Regions from separate parts of the Mus musculus genome. Here region 2 is linked to region 1. Evidence: chromatin contacts called from ENCODE Hi-C data. All regions are on one chromosome and are shown on one strand. The core of a region is the stretch at or near the end of the contact, and the rest is flanking DNA. Distances in the headings are between cores, read along the strand shown. Region 1 holds the start of 9230019H11Rik (RIKEN cDNA 9230019H11 gene). Region 2 has its middle 9.3 kb from the start of E030030I06Rik.

Region 1 (7,842 bases), core at 3,389-5,888:
GCACACACATACTAAGTCTGCACACACATACTGTCTGCACACACATACTAAGTCTGCACACACATACTAAGTCTGCACACACATACTAAGTCTGCACACACATACTATCTGCACACACATACTAAGTCTGCACACACATACTAAGTCTGCACACACATACTAAGTGTGCACACACATACTAAGTCTGCACACACATACTAAGTGTGCACACACATACTGTGTGCACACGCATAATATGTCTGCACACACATACTAAGTCTGCACACACATACTGTCTGCGCACACATACTAAGTCTGCACACACATACTAAGTCTGCACACACATAATAAGTCTGCACACACATACTGTCTGCACACACATACTAAGTGTGCACACACATACTAAGTCTGCACACACATACTAAGTCTGCACACACATACTAAGTCTGCACACACATATAAGTCTGCACACACATACTAAGTCTGCACACACATACTAAGTCTGCACACACATACTGTGTGCACACACATACTAAGTGCGCACACACATACTAAGTCTGCACACGCATACTAAGTCTGCACAAACATAATAAGTATGCACACACATACTGTCTGCACACACATAATAAGTATGCACACACATACTAAGTAGGCACACACATAATGTCTGCGCACGCATACTAAGTATGCACACACATACTAAGTCTGCACACACATACTGTCTGCACACGCATAAGAAGTAGGCGCACACATACTAAGTCTGCACACACATACTAAGTCTGCACACACATACTGTATGCACACACATACTAAGTCTGCACACACATACTAAGTCTGCACACACATACTAAGTCTGCACACACATACTAAGTCTGCACACACATACTAAGTCTGCACACACATACTAAGTCTGCACACGCATACTAAGTCTGCACACACATACTGTCTGCACACACATACTGTCTGCGCACGCATACTAAGTCTGCACACACATACTAAGTCTGCACACACATACTAAGTCTGCACACACATACTGTCTGCACACGCATACTAAGTCTGCACACACATACTAAGTCTGCACACACATACTAAGTCTGCACACACATACTAAGTCTGCACACACATACTGTCTGCACACGCATACTAAGTCTGCACACACATACTAAGTCTGCACACACATACTAAGTCTGCACACACATACTGTCTGCACACGCATACTAAGTCTGCACACACATACTAAGTCTGCACACACATACTGTCTGCACACACATACTAAGTCTGCACACACATACTAAGTCTGCACACACATACTAAGTCTGCACACGCATACTAAGTCTGCACACACATACTAAGTCTGCACACACATACTAAGTCTGCACACACATACTAAGTCTGCACACGCATACTAAGTCTGCACACACATACTAAGTCTGCACACACATACTGTCTGCACACGCATACTAAGTCTGCACACACATACTAAGTCTGCACACACATACTAAGTCTGCACACACATACTGTCTGCACACACATACTAAGTCTGCACACACATACTGTCTGCACACGCATACTAAGTCTGCACACACATACTAAGTCTGCACACACATACTAAGTCTGCACACACATACTGTCTGCACACGCATACTAAGTCTGCACACACATACTAAGTCTGCACACACATACTAAGTCTGCACACACATACTGTCTGCACACGCATACTAAGTCTGCACACACATACTAAGTCTGCACACACATACTGTCTGCACACACATACTAAGTCTGCACACACATCCTAAGTCTGCACACACATACTAAGTCTGCACACGCATACTAAGTCTGCACACACATACTAAGTCTGCACACACATACTAAGTCTGCACACACATACTGTCTGCGCACGCATACTAAGTCTGCACACACATACTAAGTCTGCACACACATACTGTCTGCACACGCATACTAAGTCTGCACACACATACTAAGTAAGTCTGCACACACATACTAAGTGAGGATGTGTGCCACACTGCACCAGGTAGTTTTAATCACCACTGAAAACCAGTACTTCCTCTGCTTCAGTGTGGTTGTCCCTGGTGCCAAATGTCTAAACCACAACTCAGGAATTTTCTCAGAACTGAGCAGTAACTGGTGAATGGTATGAAAATTATGGTAGGACTGCTCTATGTGAGCAGGTCTCCATGTCTCCATGTGTCCTGGAACACTAAAGGACTACTCTCGTCTTGTTTTTGAAGACTCACTCTGTAGACGGCTGGCCTTGAACTCAGGATCTGCCTGCTGCTGCCTCCCAAGTGCTGGGTTTAAAGGCATTAGCCACCATGCTCAGCAGTTCTATTTTCTAATTTACTTTACTCTGTACTTCTGTGATGGAAATGTTAGAACCTATTTACACATTTTTAACATTCCTTTTATTCCTTACAAAAGTCTCCATCTGGGAAAGGGCCTGACCTCATGGGAACTCCACATCCCATTGAGCCAAAAAGTGCAACAATCTCACATGACATGGGAAAAGCAGTAGCTGTTGTTCTTAGAGACCGACTCTTCTTGACTCTTCTGCTGCAAGAAAAGTCTCTTCATAGTGCTGCTCTGCTGCAGAGGAGTGGCTGTTAGGCCAGGGCAGGGAAGTCCTCAGGGTATTCGGGTTGGGAGCAACATCTTGGGTCACCACTTCTGCTCAGAGACCATAGTTCTCAGTTCTTCTGATTCTTCCTAGGCTTCCCTGGGTGCTGCCTCTGGCTCCCTGTCCAGGGCGAGGGAGGTTACCAAAGTTAACCTCCAGCTGTGATGTCAATGGCAGCTTTCTGGAAGACAGGAGACCCATCCTCATGGTCCTTATCACCTCTGTATCTGACTTGTGAATCACCACTGCCTTGGAAGGAACTGTGGTTTCCGGCTTCCGCACATTGAACTCATGCTTTGGTCTGGTTTGTTCTTGAAGGTTTTCCACTCCTCTAAGGTCGTCTCCTGGACTTGATTTACCTCTTCTACCTCCAGCTCAGGAATTTTGGCTGCAGATTCCTCATCCAGGGTGCCCTGGCACTCCTCCATCGGCCAGGTCTCTTCCATGGGTGTAGGTGGCTATCACTAGTGTCTTTACCTGATGCCCAGGGGGGAATGCCACAGCCACCCACACTCTCCTCCATTCTGTTTGCTTTATCATTGCTACTGTATCTTTCAAAATCTTCTTTCCCTTTTTGGTCAAAAGAGTCAAAAGCTCTGTTCCCAGGACCACCTAGACCTCTGTTCCTCAGGTCTCTGCTGGGGCCACCCTGTCCTCTCAGTGGTCTGTCCGGATCAAACCTATCATCTGGTTTTTCATCAGTAAACTTCCCCGCTGTCAAATCAGCCTGTCTCTCAGTGTCATAGGTCCAGTATTCCCTGTAGGACCTTCACTCTGCTCTATGAAGCACCAAGTCTGTCTCCCTGTAGTCACTCCATCCTTCCTGCTCCCCTCTTCTAAGAGTCTGCTTCTGGCCTGGCAGCTGCAGGCCCTCAAGGCTGTCTGCCTGCTGTGCACTGGACCCTGCGAGGCTCTTGTGCTCCTTCTGAGACTTCCTATGGCCACCTTCAATGGACTTGTGTCCTGAGGTGACAACCTAGTTACAACTGCCATTGTTCCCAGCTCTGCTGGCCTCTTCCACTTCTCTGGGATGCTTGCCCTGCAGCTGCTGCTGGAACTGGTGCTCAGCCTCCCACGGGATGTCAAACAGGTTCTACTCCTCATATAGCAGCTGATAGAAGAGGTTGGCCATGACTCAGAAAAATGTCTCCTGCATCGCAGCCCCAAGGCAGCTACCGTGCTCACCAGGACCCCTTCATGAAGCAAGCTGCCTCTCCTGGCAGCGCGGGCAGTCCAGGCCAGTGAGCTACATGAGTGTTTTCCCTCTGTGTTTCTACACCATGTGCATGCAGTGTGTGCAGAGGTCCAAAGCCTGCCTGGAATCCCCTGGAGCAGCAGTCATAGAAGGTTGTGAGCTGCTCTGTGAGTGCAGGAAATCTAACCTGGATCCCAAAAGGGCAGTGGGTGCTCTTAACCTCTGAGCATCTCTTCTGGCCCCAGAGCTGCTTCTAATTGGAAGAAAACTGCGATTGCAGAACTTTCCACAAGGCTTTAGATTCCCCTGTCACAGAGCTAAGTTGAAAAGCACCAGCCTTCCTTCCCCACAAGATAGGAATTGTCTGGGGAGAGGGTGGGGGGTTGGGGATGCAGTGGGGTTGTGGAGTTGGGGGGAGGGCAGAGGTAAGGGAGAAGGGGAGGGGAGAAGATAAAGAAGTTGATGGAGATGGGACTAAGGAGAGTTGGGGGTGAGGAGGCAGAGAGACAACAAATATTTATGGGTACAAAAGACTTGAGGGGGTGATAGGGAAGGGGCAAATGATGGAGGAGAAATGAGACAGAGGCAGGGAAGCACAGAGGGAAGTGAGGAAGAGCTGCCTGGGGGTCTCAGGGGATCCTAGAGGGATGGAGCAAGACTAGGGGTGTATGTGAAGCTAGAGAAGAATCAGGGGGAGTGGCTACAGCAAAGGTTTGGTGACCACAGGAAGGCCTCCAGGTACTCAGGCTGTGGGAGTGGCCCCGCATAAATTATTCAAACTCTAGTCAGATTGGGGATTTTAGAAGCCCCTGCTCAAGACACCAACTTTGTTCTTTCTTCGACTTTCCTCACACTGATGCCAAGAGTCCCTGAGGGCGCAGCTGTTGGTGAGTGAGAAGAAGAAGAGACTTCGGTTGGGGCATGGGAGCCCTGAACAGGACTATGCTCACAGTTGTTATCTCCCTATGACCCAGTGTGAGAGGGGCCTGGGTCCACAGGGAGGCAGGTGGAGGATCCCAGAAGAAATTGAAGGAAAGGTGGATTAGGGAGATGCAAGGTCAGAGTACAGAAGGCCTGAATTCACAGCCAGGTGCCTGGAACTCTTGCTTTAGTCTACACTAGGACCACAACAGGGGACATGCTAACTTCCCATTCTCCCTGCAGCCACAGTCACATCTTCTGACAGAAGGAACCATGACCAAGGCAGCAGACACCAAGCACCATCATTCTATGATCCAGAGGCTGTTAATTCTATTGAGCTGTGGATACACCAAGCTGCTGGCTCGTGAGTTCCCATGGCCTACATGGAGCAGGGTTGCTGCTAGGAACAGGAAACTGGCTTAAGTCAGTTCCCAGGTCTGGGGTACCAGAAACTCCAGGGCTTCCCACTCTTCAGTCCAGCACCACAGCAACTGGGAACACTGGCTTTCCCAGAACCAGCCTTCAGGGGATTGAAGAGATAAGGGAAAAGTTAGAGTGTGAGAAAGGAGCAGAAATGAAAAGTGCAGGGGGCAGAAAGGGAGTACCTGGTGATGCCCTCAGCACCATCTGGATCTATAGGAAGCCTAAAACCCAGTGACCAGGATTGGGTATGTTGGGAGCAGTGCAAGACCAGGAGACAGTTTCAGACAGCTGTCCTGGACCTAAGGCAGGCTGTGCTAGAGACTGCCTTCCCAAGGGATTCCTCATGAGCCCTCCACCATTCAGGAAACTCTTTGTCCTTGAACTTTCTTCCCACATACCCACGGTATTTGTCCAGGAGGTCACAGCAGATGCTTCCAGGGACAAGGGAGCCTCCCCACTTCTTTTGTTCTCTTTTTATTTTGTTTCAAGGCTTCATTCACCCCCACACTAGAAACTGAAATAATCCCTTCTCTCCTTTGGTCTACCAGCTGCAGGAATTACAGGTGTGTGATACCAGGCTCAGCTTCAGTGCACACGTGGCTCATCAGCCACCAGCCTGCTCAGCTCCCTTCCCTGCCCATCTGGCCTTCCTCACTTTCCCTTCCCCAGAATGCCCTTAAGAAGCTGGAAAATTATATCTTCTGAGGATGACCCTAGCAACGGTACTGGGAGGGACCTATGGAGGCTTCTGCCCTTGGTCCCAGGCCTCCTGGAACATCCACCTCCTGGGTAATGCTGGTAATTAGACAGGGGAGAGTTCTTTTTTATGAAAATGTAAGACACTAAATCTTGATTGCAATCAGGCAAGCTTTGCTGTATATCTCTCAGCATCAACTACCCAGTTCTGCATTTGGTGTGAGAGCAGCAGAAGACAACAAACTTATGACTGAGCAGCAGATTTGTCTTCTAACCCAGATCAGGGTACTTTCCATGAACCAGTAATGGTGCCCATCCCGTTTATCCCCCACCTCCACCCCCAGAACGTCTCCAAGAGTACTGTGAAAACTGCATCTTTCCCAGGCAGCAGTGGGTTCTGTGTTGCCTTTGGCTTCTAGGTCAACTAGAATTGGCAGGAGAAAGTCCTGGGTTGAAGGCCTCTTCATCTATCCATTCTACCCAATGGATTCCTAGGGTCCCATGGAACACAGAAGACTCTCCTTGAAGCCTGGGATGCTTTCTGAGGGAGAGGTGGCAGCTGACTTGAGGACTGACCTGGGTCATTTCCTCAAGATAAGATTTATAGCCTTCTAGGGAACAGGAGATGTTCAATCAGACAAATGTACCTGTCTCTCCCTCCCAGGGAGATCTTAACACACAAGTGACTTCTTATGTTCCTGCAGCAATGTCATATTTCTGGTATATCTTGTCTGACTGTGACCTGTCCACCTAACACTCAAATGAGAAAGAGCTCAGCTCATGATGCCTTTCCTGATAGCCTACAAGCAGAGACTGCTCTCTCTCTCAGAGCCCAATACCATGCCAGGACCCATTTTGTAAGGGAGTGCATTTTTTCTGCTGCAGGAGGGTCAGGGTGTCTTCTGCCTAAGCAATTAGGAATTGGCATGAACTCTACCCAGGGACATTTTCTCGCACTGGAACCTCAGGCTGACAGATAGCCTAAGTGATAGGTTCTGTTAGGCAGATGTACTCTTGCTCTTCAAAGACGGATTTTCTCTGGTTGCTTTTGACCACCAAGCACAGAGTGTAACAGGTGTAACACAGATTTTCTGACCTGTAAAAACTCCAGTACTTATATGATAATGGTATTAGTTATGTTCTTAGGCAGGGATAAGACACAGGACCATGGTAACACGCAAAAGGAAGAGTTTGGAGAGACTTATATTTCACAAGGATAATATCACCTCACAGCAGGGGAGCATGGCAGCAGGCAGACATGGTGGCTCCAGCAGCAAGTTGAGGCTCCACATATTTTTGGTTGGGTTTGGTTTAGAGACAAAATCTCAGTGTGTAGTTCTGGCTGACGTAGAACTATGTAGACCAGTCTGCCTCAAACCCATAAAGAACCATGTGACTCAACCTGTCAAATGCTGGGATTAAAGCGAGGTGATATGATGCCCAGATGGGAGCCAACATATTAAACCACAGACAAGGTCCAGAAATGAATAAATGGGAATGTCTTTCAAAGCCACACCCCCAGTGACATACTTCCATCAGCAAGTCCACACCTCCTAAACCTAATCGAACAGCTTCTACAAATTGGAGCAAACATCTTACTCTATAGAGGAGAGGCTCATTCAAAACAACACACTATACATGAACATTGTTGTCTAGGGTTTCATACCCAAGTTACAGAGCAGTAATGAAGCTGTGCAGAGAGAAAGAATTCACCCGCTGTGGGGATGAGTGGTGTCTCTTGGTTGGGACCTGGTCTGCCCTCCTAGGACATCCATCAGTCGGGGTATGTCTTTAAGGTAGTTCAGTTACAAAGGTTTTTTTATGTTTATACACATTTGTGTTTTGAATGTATGTACATATGCATGTATGTATGTGCAGCTTACATGTGCCTGATGCCCTTGCAGGCCAAAAGAGAACATCCGATCTCCTGGAACTAAAGTTGTAGGCAGTGGTGAGCCACCATGTGTTGTTGTTTGTAGGCTCTTTGCTGTCA
Region 2 (7,842 bases), core at 3,768-6,267, about 19 Mb after region 1:
TTTCTTATGAGACTATAACTAGTCTACAATCCTGTTAGAAATCCTGTCCCGTCCAGCAGGACCCAGTTATTCGTGGGTGGGAGGGGGACTGCAAACCTGAAGAGAAATGAGCGAGAAGAGAAAGAGAAGCAGAAACCAAGGAGGATTCCTGTCAAGGTCTCAGTTTATTAGGCTGAAACACCAGGTTTTAAGCACACAGCAAGGGAAATAGGGAGGGGTTGAGGGAAAATTAACTAAGAACAAAGAAGTGGGCATATGGGGGCATGAAGGCCGAATTCAGACTGCAGGTGAGAGGCACTCTGAGTCTATCTCTGGAATGTAGAATCCTCCTTAACAGCCTTAGGTGTCAGGCTTGGCTCAACACGTAACTCATGTCCTTAGAAGTCTTGGGAGTCAGGAAGAGATAAGGAAGAGGAGGCGACCTGCTCCTTAACACAAGGCCATTTGGCTTATTAGGATGGGAAACTGTGAAAGGCCTACTTTCTCATGGTATGGTCTCCAGCAAAATCCAAGAATGAATTAAAAACCACCTGAGTATATAAGAAGCACAAAACATAGCTTCTAAAACTTTAGCAGTTTGTAGAGACATTTAACTACCTGGACAGCCCCTAATTTCTCATAACATTGTAGCATCTGTCTTCAGCCTTTTGACCCAGTACCATCTGTCAGATCTTGAAATCAAGCAGGAACCAGGACTAGCTTACCCTATCTTGGCAGAGCTTACCAGTTGACTATCTCACATCTGTTTGTCTGTTTTGGGCAGTAGTTTGTCTGCAGATGATAAAGGCAATTTGTTTCCCATGGCTACCTTGCCATGATAAGCAACCTCTTCTGTAAAGATGCTCAGTATCTTCTTTGAACCATAAAGGGGGAGCTGTCAGGAGCAGACGTATCTCATGGTCAAATGATCCTTAATAATGAAATAGTATTCAATGTCACACTACCTATCGATATAAAGTATATCTGAACTGTTAAACCTTAACCACTCTTAGCCATTCTATTTGAATAAATTGAAAATACTTCATTATAATTGAATCATAATCTAACATAACCATGACTTTGCTATCTGGTCCTTAACTTGTGTTACTAATCATCCTAAACAGGTTGTAATAACAGCTATTAGAAGGACTGGGTCAAAGCCTTGTACTCTTAAATTAGTTGCATAGGCACAACACCTAACTAAGAGTAACATTATTAATTTCTAATTTTGTATCTATATACAGATTTATACCAATGAAAACCTTAATCCTATATCAAATTCTGTACCAATGTAAGAAATTATAACTTTAATTTTACATCAATTATAAAGCTTTCTATCAATGTACGATTATGGCTATACAATGTTTTGTTTAAGAGTAAATTTGACAACCTATTCCTATTTGTCTATTCTTCTAACTTCTATGATATTACTATATTCCTCCTTTTCTCTTCAAATCCCTTTTACTTTACTTAAGAAAGAAGGATAGAGAAGAAGAAAGAAAAGATAGAAATCTCTGAGTCTAAGCTCTCTAGTTTCCTCCCTGTCCAAAGCTACAACACTTGCAAACTATCCCTTAAAGTTAAACATATCTATAATTCCTAAAATATCCAGAGCCATTCACCCCAACCCTAAGGGAATGGGGCAATAATCTTTTGCTTGCTTATAACATTACAATACAATAGTGTAATGTTAAGTGTAGGCCCCCAAGACCTGGTTGTTCCAGAGATGAGAGAGCCTGCATGTAAACCCAAGTGACATTATGTGACATTGCCCCCAAGTTATTTCTGTTGGTTTTGTTTGTTTGTGGGTTGTTGGTTGTTTTTTTTTTTGTTTTTTTGTTTTTTTTTGTTTTTTTTGAGACAGGGTTTCTCTATATAGCCCTGGCTGTCCTGGAACTCACTTTGTAGACCAGGCTGGCCTTAAACTCAGAAATCTGCCTGCCTCTGCCTCCCAAGTGCTGGGATTAAAGGTGTGTGCCACCACGCCCTGCAAATTATTTCTGAATTGTAAATAAAAGTGCCTATAAGTCAAAAACTTGGCAGTGTTGAGATAGGCATTTTCTGGTGTTCCCTGCCTGGGGATGGCAGGAGATCATAACAGAGGTAGATAGAAGAAGATAAATAGAGGAGAAACCACCATGAATTAAGAACCTTAAGTAATGGTCATGTATTAATGACTATTAAAGTAATTAAAGTAGTGGTCTAATTAGAGTTAAGAGCAGCCCAGACAAATCCATGGAAAATTATATAATGGAATTATTGGCTGAGAAATATGTATACAATATAGAGGATAGCTATCTGCCTAACTCTTGTGCTAACTAAGGCTTATCATAAATATAAAGGTTGTATGCATCTTTTATCCAGGAACTAAATGGTCAGAGGATGTGTAGAAATCCTGGGTTGAGATCAAATATTTTCTACCACACAAAACCAGATATCAGCACCTAGAATTACAATCTTACTTCCAGGGGACCAGCTCCAGCGAGGTTCTTCTTTCTTGTCAGTTATTCTTGAGGCAGCAGAGGGGGAAGAGCTTGGCAGAGGGGGAAGAGTTCCGTGGAGGGTAAGACTTTGTCTTACGACATATTTATGGTTGCTTTATAATAATAAAAACTTTACTTCTCTAAGTTACTATGCTACTGTATCTGATTAACTTATCTAAGTCTAAATTACTATGCTATTGTAGCTGACCTGCCCTCTGTGTTCATCTGAGGCCAGAGATTGTAGTCTCAGGCACTTAGCACCTCACCCTAAAACAGCAGGTAGGTTAGGGTTAGGGTTAGGGTTAGGGCCTTTTCCCTATTGTCCAGGCTAAGGGGAAGTTTGGAGCAATAAATTTCTATTGAACCAGGAAAAGAGAATAACACTCTCAAAAGGAAAAACTTTTACATAATCAAATATGCATAATCTCATATAAATTCATATACAGATTCATAATCAACACCTCCTAAGAGCAGCTCAAAGAGGCCTACGAACCAGGAGATTTAATGGTACCACACCAGTTCCAGGTGAGAGATGCAGTTCTTGTCCGATGATATCGAGCTGAGAATCTAAAACCTTGTTAGAAAGGCCCTTACATCGTGCTGCTGACCACCCCCACTGCTGTCAAAGTAAAAGGCATCTCTGTTTAGATTCATGCCTCTCACATAAAGCAAGCTCCTGAAAAATAAAACCCCCCTTGGTTGACCACCCTCATTTCTACTCTGATGGGCCCTCTAATAATTTTGCTCTTACTGCTGATGTGTGGCCTACTAAATCTTAATAAATTGGTGACCTTTATTAGAGAAAAAATTGGTGCCATCCAGCTGTTAGTACTAAGACAACAATACCAGTCTCTGCAGAACCTTGAAGAAGAGATTGCAGCTTAGTTCTAAGATTAGAACTAGTAACTAGAAGAAGTGGGGAATGAAAGATCCTGACAGAATGTAAAAGGTCACAGAAGCCCTGAAATTGGCAAAATAGATTTCTCTGTTAGCAGAACTAGCTTCACTGATTTAGAAAAATAGAGGTGCACAATGCTCTGGCCACTCCTTGAATTCGTGTGTCTGCCAATGTTCTAACCGTTCCTTAAACCCAGTTGTGTGCCCACTGCTGCACCTCACTGCCTGGTGTTTGTGATATTGGTTGCTGAGAAAGAGTCAGAAAATCTCCCCAGCAACCACAGCCCAGCCAATCCTGAGTTGCTACATACACCTGCACCAGACTCTTTCTTTGTACCCCTCCCATACCCATTTCTTGAGAATAGACATTGTTTAGATCTGGAAATCCCCTACTCCCCACTTCTCCCCAGGGCCTATAAAAACTGGGACCTCTTTCCCCTAGAGGTCGACTCCTCTACCTCTGTGTGGGATATGAGTTGTCCCCAGAGCTCCGGCTTTCCCCAAATAAAGCCTCCTGTGGTTTACATCAAGCTTGGTCTCTCCTGAGTTCTTGGGTGTCTGCTATTGTCCTGAGGCCTGAGCAAGGGGCTCCTCTCAGAGTCTTTCATTTGGGGGTTCATCCGGGATTGGCGTGACCACCCACGTCTCCGAAGACCCACTTGGAGGTGAAATTTTTTGTCTAAAATATTTCTGTGAGCCGGCGAGGTTCAGTGCTGAAATTTGCAGCCTCTACGTTTCGTGAGAAATGAAGACCTCTACCTTGGGATGAGGCACTGAGTGTGAACAGCAGAAGGGCTGCTGCTCGCTCTGGGGGGATGCCCTGAGCGAGAGGAAGGACTCCAGGAGTCTGTCTGGGGCAGAAAGTAAAGAGTTAATAGTCTTCCTAGATTGGAAGACTTAAGCACTTCCCTGACTTTTTTGCATTTCTGAGTTGTTTTTTGTCCGTTTGTCAGTGTGTGTTTGTTTTTTGTGTCTGTTTTCAGGTATTTGTCAGTGTGTGTGTGTGTGTCTGTTTTGTGTTTGTTTCGTGTTTTCCGTGATATTGGATGGACTGTAACGACCCCCACTAAGTTTGACTTTAGACCACTGGACTGAAGTTAGATCAAGGGCCCATAATCTTTCAGTAGAAATTAAGAAGGGACCTTGGCAGACTTTTTGCTCCTCCGAGTGACCGACTTTTAATGTAAAATGGTCACTAGAGGGGACTTTTGGTTTGACTCTTATCTTTGAAGTTAAAGCCACTGTTTTTCAGAGCAGACCTGGGTCCCACCTGGATCAACAGCCCTACCTCTTCTAGAATTCACTGCCATAAATCAAACCATAGATTCCCCATGCGTCTCAGAGCCCTTCCCCCTCTGCTCCCACGCGCACGGGTGGGTCAGCACAGCAGCAGCAGAGGCGGCGGTTAAAACCCTGCCTGGACCAGCATGCTTTCTGGCCCGGCTGTGACAAGGCGGGCAGGGCTCGCCCTGCCACGCCAACTCCTCCTCCAGCTGCTTTCGCTCCCCGGGTGAGCATGCAGCCCCAAGCCCGAAACAGAGCCTCATCTTCAACCCACAGCTCCTTCCCCTCTGCCCTATCTTCTGCTTCCGAAGGTCCCTGCTCCCAGCTCTGGGATTGCCGGCGGCAGTCAGAGGACCAAGGACCGGAGGCTGGGACCCAGAGCTGACAAGCCCAGAGTCCCCCAGCAGATGGAGCTCCTGACACCACTTCTGCCTTTTCCTTTGTGAGCTGTAGGCGACCTGCCCACTGACCACTCCTCTCAGAGACTTTCAGTCTTGGGTCGGACACAGTTTGTAGAGCAGGCTGTCCTCAAACCTGTAAAAGCCTGACTCTGCCTTTCCTTTTCGTTCTTTCTTTTTGTTTGTTTGTTTGTTTTATTTTTTGTTTTGTTTTGTTTGTTGAGACTCTGTAGAGTGAGGCAGGCCTCTAACTCAGAAATCCGACTGCCTCTGCTTCCCAAGTGCTGGGATTAAAGGCACTGCCTAGCCTGTTATTTTTGCTTTTTGTTTTTGAATAGTGAGAAACATGATCTATTTAGTCCTGTTGTCTGTAGAAGTTTGATAAGGAAGGCCATTTGGATTTTATTAAAGAGTTTTTGACTGATTGCATTTCAGCTTTCACTGAGTATCTTTCTTATGATCAGAAAGTAGAACTATAAATTTATTCTTTTGAATTATTTACTATCAAGTGCTTTTGTGCAGTGTTGCTATATTACATGGTTGGTTACATAGAATGAAGAGGTGGTGAAATCTATGTTTCTAGTTATCTGTGATGTCCCTGAGCAGGCTGGCTTAGTCTGGAACCACAGGTATCTGAAACCAAGTCTGCATAGAAAGTTTCTTGGAGTTCCAGAGTGAGTTCCAAGTCAGCCAGGGCTACACAGAGAAACCCTATCTCATAAAAAAAAAGAAAAATAATAATAGGAAGAAAGAAAGAAAGAAAGTAAGAAAGAAAGAAAGAAAGAAAGAAAGAAAGGAAGGAAGGAATGAAGAAAGGAAGAGAGAGAGAGAGAGAGAGAAAGAAAGAAAGAAAAGAAGAGAAAAGAGAACTCACTCTGTAAGCCAGGGTGACCTTGGACGCAGAAATCTGCCCAAGGTTAAAGGTGTGTGCCACAACTGCCCCAGCTCTACTCTAATTCTCTCTCTCTCTTTTTTCTGTCTGTCTGTCTGTATGTATGGAAGTAATATTAATCCATTAATATCTCTTTTTCCTAAAATTCATGTCACTTCTCCTTACTTTTTCTCTCTCACTCACTCCATGTTTGTGTGCATGTGTGTGTGTGTGTGTGTGTTAGTCTAGGGTACACAGATCAAAGAAATCATATTTCCCAGGGATTCTTAGAAATAAACAAGGAATTCTAACCATCATCACCATCACCACCAATAAAAAGGCTGTGGAAACTGTTTCATGTCCCTCTCCCCCACAGGTGAGGATGTAGCTGCTTAATACTCCATGTGTGTATGTGTTTCCATGGCCAGCTAGTACCAACCCCAGATTTGTGTTTCAGAGATCTTTACTTATTTATTTCTCATGCCTGGTCTTGAGTGGGTGGTAGGCCACCACACTTCCAGAAAAACAACATAAAATCAACTAACAAACCAACCCGAAAATGTAAAAGAATGGATTCATCTGGCATTTAAAAGTAATAGACTGCCGGGCAGTGGTGGGGCATGCCTTTAGTCCTACTACTTTGTAGGCAGAGGCAGACAGATTTCTGCGTTCCAGGCCAGCCTGGTCTACAGAGTAAGTTCCAGGACAGCCAGGGCTACGCAGAGAAACATTGTCTTGATCTCAGCACTGGGGAGAGGCAGAGGCAGAACTTACTTGAGAGGCCGGCCTGGTCTGTCTTGTATGTTTTTGCACCATGTACAGAGACTTTGCATCTCATAAATGAATGAATACAGAGAAAGATATTCATCCATCTATACATGCATGTGCGATGGCTCAGAGGGCAAAGCTGCTAGCTGTTAAGGTACAGGTAAACTATTAAGGCCTAGATCGAATGTGAAGGCCTACTTCAGATTAGATAAGGCCTAGGTAACCTCTTACCTGGCTAGCCTGCCATTTTGTGCTGTTAACTACTATTATAAGGACACTTTCTCATACCTTGTTTCTGCTTTTACTGCCCGAATTGATTACATATTCTTATTGGTTGTGTCCTCGGAAACCAATCATGAAAGAAGCCAATCGAACTGCTTCCTTTGTTCTATAGTAATCTGCAATAGGCTTGGACCCAAACTGACCACCTAGCAGCATTTCCTGTACTCACCCATGTATACACTTTTATGGCATTTGCTCTTAGAAGCTGCCCTGGGGCTGGACCCCCCCACCCCCAACACAAGAGAGACACCCACACCACCGATTCAGTGCACAGACTACTATGATTGGAGCTTTTTATTACTGTTGATTGTTGAGTATGTCTCTGAATAAATGAAATATAGTAGGTTAGGTCAAGCACCCCGAGCACTGGCTACTCTTCCAGAGGACCCAGGTTTGATTACCCAGCACCCACATTAAAGCTAACCAGCATCTGGAACTCCAGATTTCAATAGGAAACTCCTTTACAATAGGAAAACACTGCCTATTGGTTTATTTGTTCAAATGTACAATAGGCTATTTATAAATAAATGGATCTCCAGTGAAGTATGTTAAAACTGCAACTGTTATAAATGGAAATCTAAATGAGAAGAAAATAAGGCATATTTGATATGTAAATTGAGAACAAACATTCTGGTATGATAATAGATTTTTGTCCTCAAAACACAGAAACAACAAAATTATCCACTAAACACTAGTAAGACAGGAATGTAAAAATTAAGGAAGGGAGAAAAAATGTTTTCAAAAGGAAATCTTTGGAGATTGGTGTACTGCAAATGAGACTTCCTACCCACACTCCTGGTAGACATAAATACTGGCAACTGCCAACTGCTCAAGGCTGTCAGAGATCTAAACAGTGGGTCTGAAATAAACGAGAAGCATT

What was found. Hi-C counts contacts between places; a loop is a spot of excess contacts on that map.
Region 2: a loop to region 1 is called in a map of T-helper 1 cell, with 281 times the contacts of the local background. The contact joins the enhancer-like site here to the promoter of 9230019H11Rik in region 1. A Hi-C loop is called at or near these places in 5 of 37 maps with a recorded cell type or tissue (T-helper 1 cell, T-helper 17 cell, T-helper 2 cell and 1 more).

The regions. Positions count from the first base shown.
Region 1 is chr10:3,115,203-3,123,044 of GRCm38, forward strand. 9230019H11Rik (RIKEN cDNA 9230019H11 gene) reads left to right here and starts at 4,639. Exons shown (of 6, transcript NM_001033977.2): 1 at 4,639-4,696; 2 at 4,974-5,094. The coding sequence starts at 5,004. It also overlaps the pseudogene Gm3318.
Region 2 is chr10:22,136,079-22,143,920 of GRCm38, forward strand. It overlaps a transcript of E030030I06Rik not described here. Among named protein-coding and RNA genes, the nearest start is that of E030030I06Rik, 9.3 kb to the right of the region's middle. Within about 2 kb of position 5,018, at least 1 of the 3 ENCODE cell types and tissues checked has a DNase peak (open chromatin) inside an H3K27ac peak, as active enhancers do.